Linked DNA regions of Mus musculus: regions 1, 2 and 4 are each linked to region 3. Evidence: chromatin loops called from intact Hi-C (ENCODE). Cell type or tissue: left cerebral cortex. All regions are shown on one strand.

Region 1 (2,500 bases), 72 kb before region 3:
GTACTGTCTCAAGCTAAGACTCTACTACCTGCCTCCCTGGCTCTCTCCTGTCTTATATTTCCCTCCATTATCCTGAGGGCATTCCCGTGTTCCATCCTCTCTGGTTCCATCTGTATCGTAGAGCAAACTGAGCCACAGGAACACCTTTCACCCTTCTGGCCCCAAGGGCAGGAAATTAAAATATAAAGGCTAACTTCTTCATTCACGGACACACTTTTCCTAGATTTTTATTCAGAAAGAGTTGAAAAGTTATAGGAAGCTTACAAGGTAAACAGCATTAAACCTAGCACCAGCCTTTCAACATTTCACTCTTAGTGCATACGCATATGCATGTGTGTTGGGTTATGGTGGTAGAGCATTTGCTTATCACGAGTAAGACCCTAGCTTTGCTCTCTCACATACAGAGATATATGCACATATACAGATATGTACATAGTAATCTCATGTGTACATGAAATTATTTCCAGAATCTCACATCATGAGATTGAGTTGTATACATCATGCAAGATTTAATGTAAGATATATGTATTCCTGGACAGCTATCAGTTCCACCAAATTTAATGTTAATGGTGTTATGTTTATGTTACTTATGGTTCACATTCCCGTTTTGTCATTTAACTCAATGTTTTCCCAGCACTCTCTCTGACCTCCAGTTCAGGATCCAACTGAAGATCAGTACTGTACTTAGATACTATCTTTCAACAGCTATTTTTTGTCCAGACTAGGAAAAAAATAAAAAGAAAGAAAGAAAACATGTTTGTTCCTCCTTTGGGTTTATCTGATGTTTCCTTATGGTGAGATTCCAGCTGGAATACTACATACAGGATTTGGTTTCCTTCGCAGGGCCGCCCATCTGAAGACTCCCAGTGGCCATCTGTTCTCACTGGCACTTCCACAGGCATCTTGGTGATCAGGCTGACATTGCTAGAGGTCCCTCCCCTGCATTCCCATATCTGAAGCACAGCATCTGTTCCTTAGGAGCCTGAGCCTTCCTCCCATAGGCTCCACCTCCTGTGGTGCTTTCTTCACAGCTATAGGATTCCTAGACCAGTTCCCTCACTTGTACCCATTCCTGGAGAAATCAGGAGGCCCTTACTTAGTCAAACTGCTGCCAACATAGAAGAGAAAGGCTTCTTTATTCCACTTGTCATGACAGCTAGACAGCCCTTGTCAAACCCTAGACATCTGCTTTCATGGTCAGATCCCTCGACTGCCAGGGGTTCACATCGAAAATGTCAGCATCAGATAGCCCAGGCAAGATGCTCAGCCACTCAAGGTCAACTTCAGTTACATAACAAGTCAGAGGCCAGCACAGCTATGTAGCACTCCATCTCAAAAGAAAACAAGAAAATTGCATATGCCTTTATGCTCCCAAATGAAGAAAACATAGAAGCAGCTCTCTGAGAAACCCACTTGTGGCTTTTTTTCTGCCAGTGCTTCAGCTAAGCCTCTGACCTCCATTCTGTCTTCTTGACCTCTTTCCTGCCTTCATAACTCTATAAACCCCAAAGCACAAACCCTGGGTTCATTTCATTCCAAACAGCCTCCTTGCCAGCACATATGCCTGCAATGTATTTGCCTCCCACAGGAAACATATATTCAGACACAATCAAAAACTCATTCTCAGAGCAGACTTCATCTTATTTCCTTCCCCCACATACTCTCTTTTCACTTTCTTGTCTTTTAGACAAAAGTAGATATTTTATTATTTTATGTAATGTGTCTCTGATGTTCTACTTGCATGTGTTACGACCAGTAAGCTTAAACATCTTACACATAGCCACTTTTACTAAGATTTCATTCAAACCTAACAAAATACACAATATAGTTTAGCAGTTTTGAGACAATTCAGAGTTTATATGATCACTACTACAACACAAATATAGAGTATTTGTATTATTACCCTAGGGGCAAAAACAAAACAAAACCCATGTCCATTAGTAGGCACTACCCATTCTCCCATGCTTTGAGGCCTGATAACTAGCAATCTACTTTCTAAAAGTGTATGGATTCTGAACACGTCACATAAACAGAGACTTTGCAGCCTTTTGCAACAAGGTTCATTCAATCATTATTACATGTGTAAGGTCCATGCACAATGAAGCATAGATCAGCATTTCTTTCCTCTTTATGCATGAAAAATATTTCATTGTGTTTGTTTCTCCATTTATCAATCAACAAACCTCTCTGCTATCTCCATACTTTACTTATCATTCATAAAGCCACTATGAATATCCATTCTTTTGGTTAGATGCCTTGAAGTGTGTCTGCTCGGTCATATGGCTTGGCTATGTCTGACCTTTTGCCTATGTGTTTTACAAAGTCACTGCACAATTTTAAACACTCTAACCGTGCCATATGATGATTACGATTTCTACAAGGTCTTGCCAGTATTTCTTTGTTTTTCTGCCATAGCTTCTTTTGTTTTGCTTTAGATAGTGTTTAAGTGGCCAATGATGGCCTCTACCTCCCTAAGACAAAAGACTATAGACATGTAGTA
Region 2 (2,500 bases), 81 kb before region 3:
TTCATAAGCCCTACCAACTCATGTGCTCCCAAATCTACAGGCTACTCAATTAGCTCCCTCTGGTTCCCCTCTTCCCACCTTATCTACACAGACAACCAAGATCAGCAGACGCAGAATTACTTCCTGATGCTACACAGGGGTATCTGACAACTGAGAAATGCAACTGAGGACACAGAGAATACAAGGAATGATTGGGAGCAAGCATCCACAGTCAGCCTCCTCACAGGTAAGACTGGGATTTATCGTCTTAAATATGCATGAGGCCCTACCCTGTGACAAAGGAAAGGAATTTAAAATCAGGAACTTGGCATACAATGACAATGCAGTTTTTAAGCACAGGAAGTTTTGGAAACTAGGTTAAGAGACTTTCTCCAAAAGTAAAAGCAGAGAGGACAAAAGTAAAAGAGAAAAGGAACTGGCAGGTAAAACCCACAGCCCTGACACCCTAGGATTTCAGAACGAGACACTGAGAGTGCAGAAATCATCACAGAAAACATCCTGGAAGTGGCGAAGACTTTCTAGTTTGGGGAAAACCTCACCACATTCCTACATATGGTTAGTATCTAGAATTTTTAGATTAATGGGGAAAAGGAGAAGATAGTTGAGTCTTTTAGTAGAAGTGGGAAAGCCATCAACTCTCAAACAATAACATTAACAACAACAACAATACCATCAAACATTTTATATGAACTATCCTGGGATTCCATTCCGACAAAACACTGGCATCAGACTACTGACTTATAATGATTGTCAACCGAGGATTCTGACTGTACTAAATAACCAAGAAGGCTTGAGAGCCAAGTCTCCCACTAGTTAGGACGTTACCGGATAAGCTCTACCCGAAGGAGGAGAAGACATTTTCTGAATATATCTATCTGTGTGGAGGTACAAGCATGAGAGTACAGGTACCCGCAGAGATCAGGAGAGGTACTGAGTTGTTCATTCTGTCCTGGGATTTTACTTTCCCTGACAAGGGTATGTATAGGACATGATCTAGGGAGCAGCAAAGAGCGCTGGCTCTCAGTACACTAGCTGGGAAGCAACCCAAAGCTTGCAGGCATCGTCAGGGATCTCGTGAGGCACAGCAGCTACAAGAGTGCTGAGCTGAGCCTTGCGAGAAGCAGTGCCCTCTCCCTCAGTGCCTGCCTACAGTTTCTGTTACAAGGACTTGTGTGACCAACAAGACAAGCACCCAACAAGCCACCACTGCTTAAAGGGCTGGAGAACTGACACTGCTGGTAAGTGTCGGCGGCACGTGCATGAGGATTTCAGTTAGGACACCTAGCACCCATGTACTATCAGACACAGCGGCCTGAGCCTGCAATCCCAGAGCAGGGTGTGGGAGCAGGGTTTGGTGTCAGGAGCATGAAGAAGGTGCATTCCTCGAGTTTGCTAGTCAGCTACCCTATCCCAAATGGTGAGTATCTGGTTTGGTGAGAGACTGTGTCTCAACAACAACAATAAATTGAAGAACAATTGAGAAAAGACATTTGACATCAACTTCTGAATTCTGTGGGCACACACACACACCCTTTTACACACATATACTCACAAAATGTAAAAATAAAAACTCTTCATTGACCCAGTATATATAAATGGACTCTTATCGAGAGAGTCACAATTAAGAAACAAACAACATCTGCTGATCATTTATACCTTTTTTTTTTCTGAAAAGATAAAAACCAGCAGAATAAGTTTCAGAAGGGGGTGGGTGTTATGAGTGTCAGTTCCTCACCAGGATAATTTCTTACCACTAAGGTATCAATGAAAAAGAAATGCAAAATACCACATACGTAAGACCCATCCTGTCTCAAACTTACTACACGATTAGTACAGAGAGGAGGGTTGCTCTTCCTGACGAGTCTGCTGCTCGTGCATTCAGTAAACATGCAGCAAACAAATCAATGGGAAGACGGGCAAGATCAAAGGGCACCCTCAAAAAAAACGGCTCGCAAACTTACTCCTATGTCTAACAAACGCCTTTCAGTAAGCAAGTTATTAACTCCAGGTCACTGTAGCGGAAGCTGGTTAGACACTGTTGTGTCTACTGAACTCTAATCACACTTCCCAAGCTGTGGCCTCTGAAGTTAAGTGACATTTTCCAATTGGGAGTGCCAAGCAAACCTGGTGTTACCTGTCTGCAAAAGGAATAAACATTGTCATTAGGAGACGAAGGACAAGAAGTTACTGCTTTTCCATTTGAGACACCCAGATGTCTTCTCCAAATAGAAAACTTAAGATGATACATGTAGGGTCACCTTTTGTCACCTTCCCTGTGTTGGGACAATCTTTCATACATCTTCTGGAACTGGAAGTACAAGAAAGAACTACTTATCTGGCCTCTAGCTGAGAATTCAGGTTTTTTTCATTTAGATTGGCACTGGTCCTGAGAATGGCAGCTACCAATCAGCTGAAACAGCAACTCTACCCAACTCTACTCACCAGCAGAACATAGATACCTGCCTACACCTGTGTAGTTAGATGCTGCATCCTGGCCTCT
Region 3 (2,500 bases):
TATAAGATTCAATAAATTGATTTAACTAATTTAAGTAAAGACTGAACAAAGTATTCACAACCACCTATTTGTGTTTACAGAAGGCAGGTTATTAACACAGGAAAACGGGACAAAACTTTATTTTGCTTTAATCCATGACCCCAAAGAACAAAGGGAAGCTTTGGGTACAATCCAATCCCAATTCTGACACAGCATCATTCTCTGTCTCCAGCACCCTAGTTATCCCAGTCCGATTTTCTCACTTGGCAAACGAGGAAGAGACAAAGTTATCATAGGCTCAAGTGATTCACCGCATGTTCATCTTCATTGATGCCCTTAAGACAGGACTATAAAAACCCTTTGCCAAAAGAAAAGTCCTTAATCAAGCACTACATTCTGCTGTCAGAAGGACCATACAATGATATGACAATTGACCCAATTACTTCTGGCTGGGATTTCAAAATCCATTTGTTCTAGAATGGAAGAAGCCACATCACATCAGCGGGATTGAATTAGAGGACACGGTAATCATATTTATTTTGCTGGGAACATTTTCAGGATAAAACAGCTGAAAATTAATCCCATTAACAAGTAAATTAACTATTAGGGTAAGTGAATGTGAAACAGACACTTGAGTTCTATTTGCCAAGGGTGACTCAAATATTCAAAAATAAATGGACTCAGAGCAGGAGAGTACTTGTGTCCATTCATTATACGAGAGGCCACAGGCACACATCTCATATCGTCAAGAAAGTGGGCAGAAACACACGGGGAGCTACTGGAAGAAGTGTGTGGGACTCCTGCAATAATCAAGCTACAGGAACCAGCCCCACTGATTGTGTAACACCCTGGAAGCATTCTAGGTTGCCCAGGGAATTGATTTAAATTACAGCTTTGTTCCCTTTCAATGGAGTCTGTTGGTGCAAGATTGAGATAAGCCAGCAAATCTGAAATGAAGATTATAAAAACCTACTAATCTTTTCATTAAATTTGAATTGACTTTGTGAATAAAGAACACGTTGCAAGAGCCTCTCCTGCAAGGCAGCTTCACACATAGGCAATATCTTCAATATGCCCCACGGCATGATTCTGACGCGTACCTTCAACAGACTGATGGGTTTTTTTTTCCCTTACCTAACAAGACAGGCAAAGAGTAAGCTCTGCATTCCTGTCATGGATTAAAATCAGAAGAACAAACAAAATTTAAGTTAGGCCCTCCCCTTTGCATGTGGGTATTTAAAACTAAATAAGATATGGGTTCATTCCTTGGATGCCTTGCCAAAAAGAAGGGGGGGGGGGGGTAGGAGAGAATGTTGCTTAGCAACAATTAAAACAATGTGCAGCAAAGGAACAGGGTTTGAAAGAAAGCTAAGCCAGCAGGCTTGTTAGAGTCACCCTGAAAGACCTTTGTGACCCAAGATCCTGGCTGTGTCTCCTTCTGGCCTCAGGGTGAAAGTCTGTCTGTTTCCTTTTTATCTAGACAGAGACAACTTGTAATCCCAGGGAAAAGGAGATCTACTTCTAGGCAGCTCCAGGCTCCTGAATACCAATGCTTTCTTGTGAAATATGAACCTGCCCATTTCCAGTCCCGGCCGGCTGCAGTGTCTAGAGCTGGAATGGATATGGGGAGATATTTCACTAAACCTGCACTTAACGAATGGGGAAACAGACACATAAAGACACGGTGGTTTCTCCAAGATAATGAAGCCGTTTGCAGTAGCCAACCAGCCTCCAGCTCTGGCCTCACATGACATCCTTTTCTCAGTGTCCTACCTAGGCCTAAACCACAAGCAAGTCTATGATCCAGTAAGTAGGTTTTGACTATTTGTATCACTGACCCTGAAATAGGCCACTCCTGGTGGAGACACCTACCAACGTTGCCAGGAAGTTTCAAGGCTAATTACAAAGTGGATGGACCAAATATAAAACACTTCAGTCCTTCCCCCATTAAGACAGCTTATTAAATCTCCAAGACCCCTCAGAGAGGGACTGACATTCTGCAAGCACTCTAGAAAAGGAGAACAAAGGTCTGGCAAAAGGAAAAAGGCCAGAGGCTTAGCCCTCAAATCCATAGCTATGCACTGGGCCTCAGTCCAACTCACAGAGGAAAGTAACGCTTCTCCCATGCTCATTGCAAGAGCTAGACTCGCAGGCTGTCGTGTCTCGGAGCCCAGGCTGAGGAACCAGAGACTTTCAGCTCACACCCAACTTGAAATGCTCAGACACTGGTTACACTGCCTTGGGCTAGACCCTTAATGGCTCCACAAACATGTCCCAATCATGTGGACATTATGCATATTCCTGAGCTAGTGTTGGGAACAGCTGAAGATTCATTGTAACAAAGGGTCCAAGGCAGCCAGCCAGCCAGCCTGCCTGCCTGCCTGCCTGCCTGCCTGCCTGCCTGCCTGCCTGCCTGCCTCCCTCCCTCCCTCCCTCCCTTCCTTCTTTTTTCCTTCCTTCTTAGCTTTTCATTGAAATAAGTCTGAATAAAAGCTAGGTAGAATTCAAGAACAGAGAAGTA
Region 4 (2,500 bases), 100 kb before region 3:
GCAGATGTAGAGATGAAAATAAGAGACTGTAGCAAGGCTACACACAACCTGTAATGTAACCTCCTGAGAATTACCATAAAACACTCTCCTTAGGGAGTCAAACTGAAAAAAAAAAATGTGTTCCTCCAGCTAGGGAAAAAAAAATGGCAACAGTAGCATTTTCAGGCTTAACCAATTAGAGAATGATTCTTCAGTGATGCAAAGTTTATCAAACTCACCACTCATGCAGAGACCCACAAAACCTCATCACAGTCAACAGTGGGCCTTGGGCTCTTCTCCTGAAGAACTGGCAGTATCCTGAATTTCTGCTCAAGTCACATGCAGTGTGTACACACACACACACACACACACACACACACACTCTCACTCTCTCTCTCTCTCTCTCTCTCTCTCTCTCTCTCTCTCTCTCTCTCTCTCTCAGTTCCCCACAAAGCCTGCTTCTATGATCCAACCCTCACCCATATACCAGACTTCAACTTTTCCAATGTCCTTACCTCATTGCAGCCTGGGTTATCCACCAGCTGATGACTGCTGGCATGTAGAGGCTGGCCAGCATTGACAGGATTCAAAACTACCTTGTCGCCTATGACCACCTGGAAAGGAAGGAGGAACACAGCTTTTTAGGGGACAGGTACTGCTCCACGGTTCTGGAACACCCATCACAGCAAGCCTGTCACAGCACGTGTGAACTTTTAAAGCTTGACCTGTGCAGCGTGGTTTGTGTTCTGAGAGAAGGCTGAGGAGGACTTCAGTGCACAACTATTGCATACTTTGATAATCTGTGAGTTGGTCCAGAGCACTAGAAAAATGGGTTTTTATTATTATTGTTATTGTTATTATTATTATTATTATTATTATTATTATTATTATTCAGTTGAGAAGCTTGTATAAATAAGCTCAACTCAATTTGGGGGAAAACAAGCAATATACTATTTGAGTTGTTTTTTTGTTTGAAAGAATGAAGCCATTATCATGTTTCTAAAGCACTGATCTTCAAAATTGTGACTACAACAGAAGGAAATTTTTTTTCTATTATTAGATTACTATATTTATAGATAGATAGATAGATAGATAGATAGATAGATAGATAGAGAGAGAGAGATAGGTGGATGGATGGATGGATAGATAGATAGATAGATAGATAGGTAGATAGATAGATAAAGACAGACAGCTTTTACATTTTTTTTTTTTTTTCGAGACAGGGTTTCTCTGTATAGCCCTGGCTGTCCTGGAACTCTATAGACCAGGCTGGCCTTGAACATCCACCTGCCTCTGCCTCCCAAGTTCTGGGCTTAAAGGCATGCGCCACCACTGCCCAGCTAGCTTTTACATTTTTAAAGTTTATTTTTATATTGTGTGTATGTGTGAGTGCCCACTTTCTCTGTATGTACACCATGTGTGTCCTGATGTTCCTGTGGAGGCCAGAAGAGGGCTTCAGATTCCCTGCAACTAAAAGTATAGGCAATTCCAGACTGCCAAGCCATCTCTCCAGCCCCCAGCAAGAGATAGTTGAATACAGTAGTGGATAACTAAACAAATGTGTCTGTCCAGAAACTCGAACCTGCCCTTATGTGTAACACAGCCTGATACTTTTTATTCCACTCCACTATTTAAACGGACACCCTTAAAAGTATGACTGGGCCAATCCCTACAGGTAAGAAAAACTATTTTTTAAAAGATAATTATTAGTATTATACTCTCATGTAGGTCATAGATTAAGATACTAAATGACAGAAAAGCAACGATTTATTGAACACAAAACTTGGAACCAGGTACATTGGAAAGTTGTGTGTGTTGTACGATGTATGTGTATGTTGTATGTGAGTATGTTTGTGGATGTGCATGTGGAGGCTAGAGAAGGATCTAGAAGAACCTATATCATCTCCACCTTATGTCCTGAGACAGGTTCTCTGAGCACACCTAAAGTCTCCTGCTCGGTGAGGTGAGACTACCTGACGAGTGAGTCCGCAGGGTTATTTGCCTAGTCTGCTCTCCCAGTGCTCGGCTTAAAGGCAGACATAGGCAAGCCTGGTTTTTATGTGGCCACTGGGGATTTGAACTCAGGTCCTGAGGCTTGCACAGCAAGCTATCTCCTCAGCCCCACATTTGCTTTTAACGGAGGAAGTAGAAGGAAAGGAAGTAGAAGAGATGCTTGTCTTCCTATGAGGTAAAAACCTGCATATTTTGAAAATGATACATTTCGGAAAAATATATGACGAAATTTTCTATAGCATGGCATTACATACATACATACATACATACATACATACATACATACATACATAAATAAATAAATAGTCAGTCAGTCAGTCAGTCAGTCAGTATCTAGTTTTAAGTAAAGGGTAGGTAAGTATTTCCAGAATACTTCATGCTTCTCAAGGTGCCAATTTCCTTTTAGCTTGTTTTTTTAAAAGCATCTATTTTAGAACCTTAACAAGGTCAAGTACATAGCTGATAGCATTTAAACATATTCACTGTTAAGTGTGTGCCCACGTAATGA

What was found. A loop is a pair of places that touch in the nucleus more often than their neighbours do. Peaks named below come from ENCODE experiments on the same cell type or tissue, not always from the same donor. Only the 100,000 strongest peaks of a DNase experiment are listed, where the experiment ranks them.
Region 1: a loop joins it to region 3, with 2.0 times the contacts of the local background. A loop is called at or near these places in 3 of 42 quality-filtered maps.
Region 2: it touches region 3 in a loop (2.0-fold over the local background); 3 of 42 quality-filtered maps call a loop at or near these places.
Region 4: it touches region 3 in a loop (1.9-fold over the local background); 2 of 42 quality-filtered maps call a loop at or near these places.

Annotation. Positions count from the first base shown.
Region 1 is chr6:108,320,263-108,322,762 of GRCm38, reverse strand. All of the region lies in intron 4 of Itpr1 (inositol 1,4,5-trisphosphate receptor 1), which reads right to left. Among named protein-coding and RNA genes, the nearest start is that of Itpr1, 110 kb to the right of the region's middle. In left cerebral cortex, no CTCF peak of the experiment used is centred here; DNase peaks (open chromatin) are centred at 906 and 1,520; H3K27ac peaks cover 2,185 bases.
Region 2 is chr6:108,329,246-108,331,745 of GRCm38, reverse strand. The region is part of intron 4 of Itpr1 (inositol 1,4,5-trisphosphate receptor 1); the gene reads right to left. Among named protein-coding and RNA genes, the nearest start is that of Itpr1, 120 kb to the right of the region's middle. In left cerebral cortex, no CTCF peak of the experiment used is centred here; DNase peaks (open chromatin) are centred at 268 and 1,055; H3K27ac peaks cover 2,014 bases.
Region 3 is chr6:108,248,378-108,250,877 of GRCm38, reverse strand. All of the region lies in intron 4 of Itpr1 (inositol 1,4,5-trisphosphate receptor 1), which reads right to left. Among named protein-coding and RNA genes, the nearest start is that of Itpr1, 37 kb to the right of the region's middle. In left cerebral cortex, no CTCF peak of the experiment used is centred here; DNase peaks (open chromatin) are centred at 1,063, 1,261, 1,509, 2,125 and 1 more place; H3K27ac peaks cover 2,500 bases.
Region 4 is chr6:108,352,700-108,355,199 of GRCm38, reverse strand. Itpr1 (inositol 1,4,5-trisphosphate receptor 1) reads right to left here. Exons shown (of 62, transcript NM_010585.5): 8 at 495-593. Among named protein-coding and RNA genes, the nearest start is that of Gm35165, 120 kb to the left of the region's middle. In left cerebral cortex, a CTCF peak has its summit at 1,408 (motif pointing right); no DNase peak of the experiment used is centred here; H3K27ac peaks cover 35 bases.